Linked DNA regions of Homo sapiens: region 1 is linked to region 2. A link is a contact called in ENCODE Hi-C or POLR2A ChIA-PET data. All regions are on one chromosome and are shown on one strand. The core of a region is the stretch at or near the end of the contact, and the rest is flanking DNA. Distances in the headings are between cores, read along the strand shown.

The links. A loop is a pair of places that touch in the nucleus more often than their neighbours do. ChIA-PET counts read pairs that join two places held with the same protein, here RNA polymerase II (POLR2A). Pooled maps may share reads with other maps.
Region 1: a loop to region 2 is called in a map of posterior cingulate gyrus, with 5 times the contacts of the local background. The contact joins the promoter of MTRF1L here to the promoter of RGS17 in region 2. A Hi-C loop is called at or near these places in 1 of 168 maps with a recorded cell type or tissue (posterior cingulate gyrus), 12 of 37 single-sample maps with no recorded cell type and 12 of 50 pooled maps. POLR2A ChIA-PET finds 5 or more read pairs at or near these places in 1 of 52 experiments (H1).

What each region holds. Positions count from the first base shown.
Region 1 is chr6:153,000,824-153,004,801 of GRCh38, reverse strand. MTRF1L (mitochondrial translation release factor 1 like) reads left to right here and starts at 2,093. Exons shown (of 7, transcript NM_019041.7): 1 at 2,093-2,375. The coding sequence starts at 2,117. RGS17 (regulator of G protein signaling 17) reads left to right here. Exons shown (of 5, transcript NM_012419.5): 5 at 1-343. RefSeq lists enhancers at 1,736-1,845, 936-1,936 and silencers at 2,166-2,275, 2,286-2,345.
Region 2 is chr6:153,129,265-153,133,253 of GRCh38, reverse strand. It overlaps RGS17 (regulator of G protein signaling 17), which reads left to right and starts at 1,972. Exons shown (of 5, transcript NM_012419.5): 1 at 1,972-2,130. RefSeq lists a silencer at 2,041-2,090.

The DNA.
Region 1 (3,978 bases), core at 844-3,343, 130 kb after region 2:
TTCACAAATTGAATAGATAATCCAGATTATGTTTCCTCCAATTTAAGTTTTTCTGGGTTTTTTTTTCCCCCTTCCTAGAATCAATTTTATCATTTTACCTATGTACAATAATATACTTCTGGAAAATGCTAGAATTTTCACCATGTAACAGAATTTGAGCATGACAGTAATGTAAAAATATTCAGAAGTCTCGAACTATAGGTTTGAGTTTTCAAAGTAAATCAAAATACAGCTGTTTTCATTTTACTAGATTGTGGAAACCTATGGATGTTATTGTAAAATGCATATGCATTACACTGACTTTCTTAAAATGTTTTGAATTAATAAAGAATTCAACAATGTATCCTTAGAAAGTTACTGTTTCCTCATTGGTATATAACACTATAGGAATAAAAGGTACACTTCTATGTGTTACTTAAATTGCTTATGCACTTGGGGGAAAATAAAATTCTGGCTAGATTCTTTACATTGTTCTATAAGGTTTTAATTATTAAAATGTTTCACCTTTTATAAATAATAAAATATATTGTTGAAATGACTTATGTTCTGAGAACTCAACTGAGAGATATACCATGTTGAGTTCAAGTGATTCTCACCATTTCCATGGTTAAGATAAATTCAAAGTTAAGTTCAGACTTGGGAAACAATTGTTCTAATAGAGATAAAAACATCCTGATCAGTCCTGTTCTATCCTCAGATCAGGATTAAAATAAAATGGGTTTCAACAGCAGAACGATTGTATAAAGTTGTGTAGCTTGAATACACAAAGTGAAAAGAACTGAGATAATTAGGTGGAGCCTTTAAGTAGCAAAAAACTATTTTTGCTTCCTGATGTTTGAAGAGTCATTTCATTCTTCCACTCACTCTGCATTTGTTATCGTGCTAAGAGATGAAAAGAGAGAGGCAATGCAAACGTTATTTTCTAAGAATGTTTATACTTAACAGTTTCGATTAGATGACCTAAGGATATTTTAACCTTGATAAGGGTTCCCATTTTTTACCATTTTATTTTTTATGAATAAATTAGAAGTTTCGTACTTCTAATATATCACCTCTCTCAACAGTGAAATACCACTTAGTAGACGCTGCCCAAACCAGTTAGGTAGTGGCAGTTCTCAGATTGAGCGTTTAGCCCTTGCATTCCCAGGACTGTCTTGGTTGTGTTTATTCCCTCATATTTATTTCTCCGTTGAGCTGTGAACAGGTCTTTTGAAAAGTGCAAAGCATTGTGCCAATAAATGTCGGTATTGCTGGCACCTATCCGCTACCAGTTCTTTGGAAAGGGATGAGGGTTGGACTCCTGGAGGCAGATATCTGAAGGCTTTGTTGGGCTGTAGGTTGCTGTAACACGGAATCACTCCACCTCTTTAAAAAGCTGACGATAAGTGGGACTAAGTGAAAATGAATGGGCAGGTGAATAATAAAGTCCTTTGAAAGCAAGTAAATGACGCGGCAGATGAAGGGCACGCACGTCTATTGTGCAAATTCATTCAGTGGTTATCTCATAATACACTTATCAAGTCCTTATTACCACGAACCTCACCCACCGTGGACAAGAGAAACATAAGCAGGAAAAAAGGAGGAGGAATAAACACACGCCTGTCCATAATAAAACTCGCTCTTGAAGACTCAGCGGCAGCCCTGCACCGGAGACTGACGACTTGCGCGGCTGTGACCTCCGCCCTGCAGCGGACCCTCGACTGCCCTGCACTGCGGCTCTGGAGGCCCCGACTCAGTGCATGGGAAAGAAATCCTCACTATCAGAAAACAGAGGGGCAATCTGCTGCTCTCCCTTTCCGGCCAAACACGTCACCCATCAACCGGATACCTACCAAGAGGCTTTCAGAGGAGGCGCCCAAGGTCTCCCAGGCCCGCCCCTCCCCAATCACGCTCCGCTCAGCCCCCTCAACTTTTGGCCTCCGGGAAGTTCGCAGCGTTCTCACGCTTGGCAGGAAGTTCCCGCCAAGGCTTCCGGAAAATCCTTTAAAAAGCAACGCTTGCGCTGGGCGGGGCTTGGTGCGCTCTCACCCTTATCTCCAAATTCTGGGTGTTGTCGCGAGGGCTGCTGTGTCCGGAACTTCCGGTTCCGGTCAGGGTCCGCGATCTCGGACTAAGGATGCGGTCCCGGGTTCTGTGGGGCGCTGCCCGGTGGCTCTGGCCCCGCCGGGCCGTTGGCCCAGCCCGCCGGCCCCTGAGCTCCGGTAGCCCGCCGCTGGAGGAGCTGTTCACCCGGGGCGGGCCCTTGCGGACCTTCCTCGAGCGCCAGGCGGGGTCTGAAGCCCATTTGAAGGTCAGGAGGCCCGAGTTGCTGGCGGTGATCAAACTGCTGAACGAGAAGGAGCGGGAGCTGCGGGAGACTGAGCACTTGCTGCACGGTAAGGGTCGGGCCCGGGGGAGAGGCGTCAGAGCACATTCTTGACTCTTCGTTTGACTTTTCCACTGCCCACACTACCCGAGTTTGAAACTCTTTACTCACTTGCAGCCGTTTTTATTTTGGATCAGAGGTCAGGACATCATTACGTGCTGTGATCCCATCCTCTCCTGTGGGCTCTCTTGTGCTCCTTTGCCACGGCGCTCTGCCGCCTTTTACATGCTTATTAGTTGTGGACTCGGGCAAGAGCTCATTAGCTCAGCAAGGATAAATAAGGCACTGTCCCTGTGATGGGCTCCACAGCGGTGTTTCTCAAAGTGTGGTGTGGAGACCCATTTGCAGTAGTATCAGGGCAGTGCTTGTTAATAGCAGACTTAGGACTCAGAATCTCAGACCTATACGTGGGTAAAGGTACTAAATTGGGAAATTCAGTATGGCCTAAGTATAGAATAGGTGGGAGATGATGTCATAGAAACATGAAGCCAGAAAAATAGTTAAGAACCTTGCAAGACAAAGAATTTGGATTTATTTTTTATAGACCATGGAAAGTTAGCAAATGTTTTTAAGCAGAGAATTCACGTCTTTGTAAAGAAAAGTTAATGGTGGCATGCGCTGAGGATAAATTGGAGTATTCTCCAGAAACGCTGGTGGCTGACAGGCCAGGGAGGAGGCAGTTGAAACAATCCAAAGAAGAAATGGTGATAGGCATAGTTCTGACTCACAAAACATTTTGAGAAACAAGTTAGGATTTAGTGGCTTATGCCCTGAGAAGGATGAGGGAGAGAGTTAGTTCTAAGAAAAGTCTTAGGTTTCTGGCTTCAGCACGAGTGGTACTGTTAATTAAGATGAAAGTATAAAAGTTGGACCGAATTTTTTAAAAAGATGAGTTTTGCATTGAATGCCATATTAAGTTAAAAATACCTGTGAAAAGGAATTCCAATAAAGATATCTGTACTAGTCTAGGAGAAAAAATTACTGACATAGGAGAAAAATTGAGCCCAAATAATCATATGAGAGCTCTCGAGATATACAGTACGTGGTAAATTAAACCTTAGAAGTAGATGAGAACACTCAGGGAAAATGTGTTAAGATAGAAACAAGTCTAACAAGGCCAGAAATACACAGTATTTGAGGAGCAGGCAGAGAAGAAGGCTATAAAAGGTCAAGAAAAAAACAGCCAGAGCTTTGTGACCCTGAAGTAGATAAATAAATGAAGCTGTAGAAGCCAATAGAAAATTTCAAGAAGTAAGAGATCCTTGGCCAGGCGTGGTGGCTCACGCCTCTAATTCCAGCACTTTGAGAGGCTCAGGTGGGCCGATCACTTGAGCCCAGGAGTTCGAGACCAGCCTGGGTAACATGGCAAAACCCTGTCTCTACAAACAATGCAAAATTAGCTGGGCATGGTGGTGCGTGCCTGTGGTCCCAGCTACTTGAGAGGCTGAGGTGGGAGAATCGCTTGAACCCGGGAGGTGGAGGTTGCAGTGAGCCAAGATGGTGCCACTGCATTCCAGCCTGGGTGACAGCGCAAGACCCTGCCTCAAAAAAAAAAAAAAAAAAAAAAAATCCGTAGTACCTGACATAGAAAGGTAAAACAACCTTTTCAGCTC
Region 2 (3,989 bases), core at 723-3,222:
GGATGAAAGAAAGCAACAAAACGAGGATGACTTCTAAATTTTTGGAATGAACAACAGAGTAGAACAATTTGAGGAGGAACAGGTTTGGAGGGGGTGGATATCCGGAGTTCCGCTTCTGAGATGCCTGTTAACCATGATAATAATAGTATCTACCTTGTAGGGTTGTTGTGAACAACGAATACGAAATATGAGGAGAATTTAGATCTGTACCTAGCATGTAGTAATTGTTCAATAAATACCAGCTACGACAATTATTCCTCAAGTGGAGATGTAAAGGTAGTGAAGGACATAAGAGTTCTGTGTGAGGCCAGGACAGGACTGAAGACATAAATCTGAAAGTTATATAGGATTCAACGCTGCTCAAATCATTTTTGGTGAAGAACTTTTATCTTTATCCACCGCGAATCAATACTGCAGTGGACTAGCCGTGTTTGTCTCTCCAAAATTCGTATGTTCGCATTCTAACCCTCAAGATGATGATATAAAGAGGTGGAACCCTTGGAAGGTGGTTAGGTCATGAGGGTGGAGCCCTCATGAATGGGACTAGTGTCCTTATAAAAGAGACCCCAGAGAGCTCCCTTGCTCACTTCCACCACGTGAAGACACAGCAAGGAGTCAGCAGTTCATGAGCTCGGAATTGGGCCCTCACCAAATAAGGTATCTGCCTACATCTTGATCTTGGACTTCCCAGTCTCCAGAACTGTAAGAAATCAGTTTCTGTTGTTTATAAGCCATCCAGTCTATGGTATTTTGTTATAGCAGCCTGGAAGACAAAGACAAATACTTCTGTGAAATCCAACAAAAATGAAGACACTTTGAAGAGCACTAGTACTCAAAGCCATGGGAGGCCCTGGAGGAGGCCCTGAGACATATTTAACCCAAGTACCCGTGAGTCTATGAGGATGGAGGCACAGGAGAGTTCAGTAGGCTGAAATAACACAACGCTTGCTTACATGAACACACAAGGAAGGGGAACTCACACAGATTTACAAGTAATCTGTTTTAATTAGGTGTAAGAAAAAAAAGCCCATTCACTCCTGCAGGAACTCCCTCCTCTTCCCACAGATGTGGTATCTGAAGAGCAAGACACTGCTTCTCCACTTCCTCCGCACAAACACTTTAGTCTAATCATTGGAGATGCAATCTAGCGCTCGGGTTGCATTAAGTATCCCAAGCTCCTTCCCTACCAAGCTGGGCTCCACTTGGGCACAGAACGATTATCAGACCTGGTAACTACCAAGCTGTCCCCTAAGGATGCTCTAGGCCCCAAGCATCAGCACCTCCGTTAATAATTCTCCACTCTTGCCTTGTCATCGGCTTTTCTCACTCAAAACTCTGCTCCAGCGAGTGGTCCGGGCGCCTGAGGCAGCTGGCATGGGCTAGGCCAGAGAGCACCTGCACTGATTCTTAGGAGAAAAGGTCCTCTTTCTGGGCGAGGAAGTCAATAAAGTAAAGGACGCTTCATAAAGTCCTTCGGGAAGCAAAACTTGCTTAACTTCACACTTCCTTGAACCCCCACGCAGGGAATGCTTCCTCCGGGACCCGGAGCAGGCAGGCTGCTGTGCCTGGCAGGCCGGCTCCTGGGTGCAAGGCTCCCGCGCAGCCCAGGACAGCAGCGCGCGGGCTACGGGCGAGTGGAGTTGCAGGGGCCCGGGCGGAGAGCCGCTGTCACCCAGGGAAGCTCTCGGGACTCCGGGCCTCCCGCGAAGCTCCGGACGGGCGTCACCGAAGCCGAGAGTCCCGGCCGAGCCCCTCCGCACGGTGGGCGCCGCGCCCAGGCGAGCGCGCGAGGTCGGGCGGGGCCGGGGGCCGCCCGGGGAGGGGGCGGGGCCGGGACTCTCGCGGCCGCGCGCAGGGGCTGGGAAGCTGCCCCTCCGGCCGCGCCGGGCGAGGGGCTGCGCCGGCCCGCGAGGCGCATGCGCGCTGCCGAGCGGCTCTCGCTCCCTCCCCGCCCACCGCTCCCTCCTCCCCCTCCCCCTCCTCTGCATCCTCGCCGCTCTCCCTCTCTCCTCGCCCGCTGGGTGCTGAAGTTGGGCGGATGGCAGCAAACCGGCTCCGCTAGAGGACCGAGCCGCCCAGCCCCGCTCCCCCGGACCCATCGGCGCGCTGCCCACACCTCCAGGCGACCGGGTAAGACGCTGCCTCCAAAACAAGCGGTGCTAAGTAAATGACATCAAAATGTCTGCTTTGCACCAATGGATGGATTTTTTTCAAGGTAGGGGGGAGGTGAAGGAAGGAGGGGGCGGAGAGCGCGACCGCCCATGCCCCGGCGGGGGCGGCTGCGCGGCGCTGGGGTCTCAGCTGTGGCCGCGGCGCCCTGAGCGGGAGCGGGGGCCGCGCCGCGGGTCCGGGAAGTTGAATCCCGCGTCGCTGCCTGGACGCGGTCCGCTCGCCGCCCTCAGCTGCTGCAGGGAACCGGGCGAGTGTCCTGCCCGCCGGGGAACGCTCGGCCAGGTCCCAGAGTTCCCGCGGAGAGCGGGGCGCCTGCTGGGGGCGGCCGGGAGGGCCGGGCCAGGGGCGCGGGAGACCCCGCGGGGACGCGAGGTGTTGCGGGTTTTGTGCGGTTGGTTGGGAACGAGGAGAATGTGCCATCAACAGTGTCCAATCGACTGATCACCTTGGGTGCTGTGTTTCCTCCCTTATCTCTCTTTACCTTTGGGAAAATGCACTGCTCAGGTGGGGAAGGTGTTCGAAGAAGAGGTTGCGAAAATGAATCCTTTGACCAGCAGTAAAATACCGGAGGGGTGTGTGTGTGTGTGTGTGTGTGTGTATGTGTATGTATGTATAGGGGGTGGGGGGTCTCTTTTGTTCCTTCCCCTCCCCTTAGTCAAAGGAAAGGGAGTCCTGGCGTGTGCGGCGCGGGGTGGATTCCACAGCCACCGAGGGGGCGAGGACGAGGAACGCCCACCAACCGCGAGTCGCTGCCCGGGTGGGCGCATCGGAGCCTCCTTTGCTGTAGGTGATGGTGGTCTTTCCGTGATCGATGGAATCATAGTTTAATCTCTGCCTCCCCGCCAGCCTCCCTGCTGTCCCTCATCGAGTGCTGCGGCAGAGGCTGGGTGCAGACACGGCCGCTTTCTCCTCTTCTCTCTGCCTCCCTGTCTCCCTGAATAAATGCCGGAGGACTAGGGGATGGCGGAGGGACAGAGCTGGACTCGGAAGCCGCGGGTGGGAGCTGCTCCTCGCGAGCCCGAGGCTGCTGGCACCTTGTCGCGGGCAGCCCGCGCCAGCCTCGGGAGTCCCTGGGCTCCGGGAGAGCGAGCCGGGGTCGCCTGGCCACAAAGATGCCCGCGCGCCCGCCCTGCGTACGGGACCCGCCCTGCGCCCTGAGCCCTGCGCCTCGCCCGGAGCCCGGGACGTCGGTTCACGTGGGAGAACCCCTGTCGCCCGGGGACGATTGACCCTGGCTCCTGGCATAACTCTCCTGACCTCCCCTGACCTTTCCATAAATGCTTCTTTCAAAAGATTCACTATAAGATTTGTCTGGAGAACTTCACACTCTTCAGAGTTATTTCTTTCTTTTCTTAAATTGTTTTACGGCGAGATTCTCTCCAGCGTGGGATGGCTTTCACAAATAATAAAGAGAAATCTTAGTTTGGTTCCCATCTAGAATAAGCAGTTCTGAGGCTGGGTGCCATCTGCATTTCCGGCGTTCATACATACTGGTTTTCCGGGTGATGAACCCTTCTGAAAATCATTTAATTGAAGACGTGAGAATTGATTTTTATTAGTGTAGTGGAAAATAATGCTTTCCTCCTCGATTCACAACTGCCAGACGCTGCGTGTACGAAATAATTTGCAAACCGTGAAACATTTAAAGTACATTGTACTTGTTTCCGAAGTCTTCTGTAGTGAGAGTATTATCCAAGAAATATGCATTATAGCACTCCTATCTAATGGAAGGGTGATTTAATACAAATGAATGAGAAGTTTGACCTCCTCCAGTTGTTACTGTTGTTAAGCCATTTCTTCTGTTAACATGAACTAAA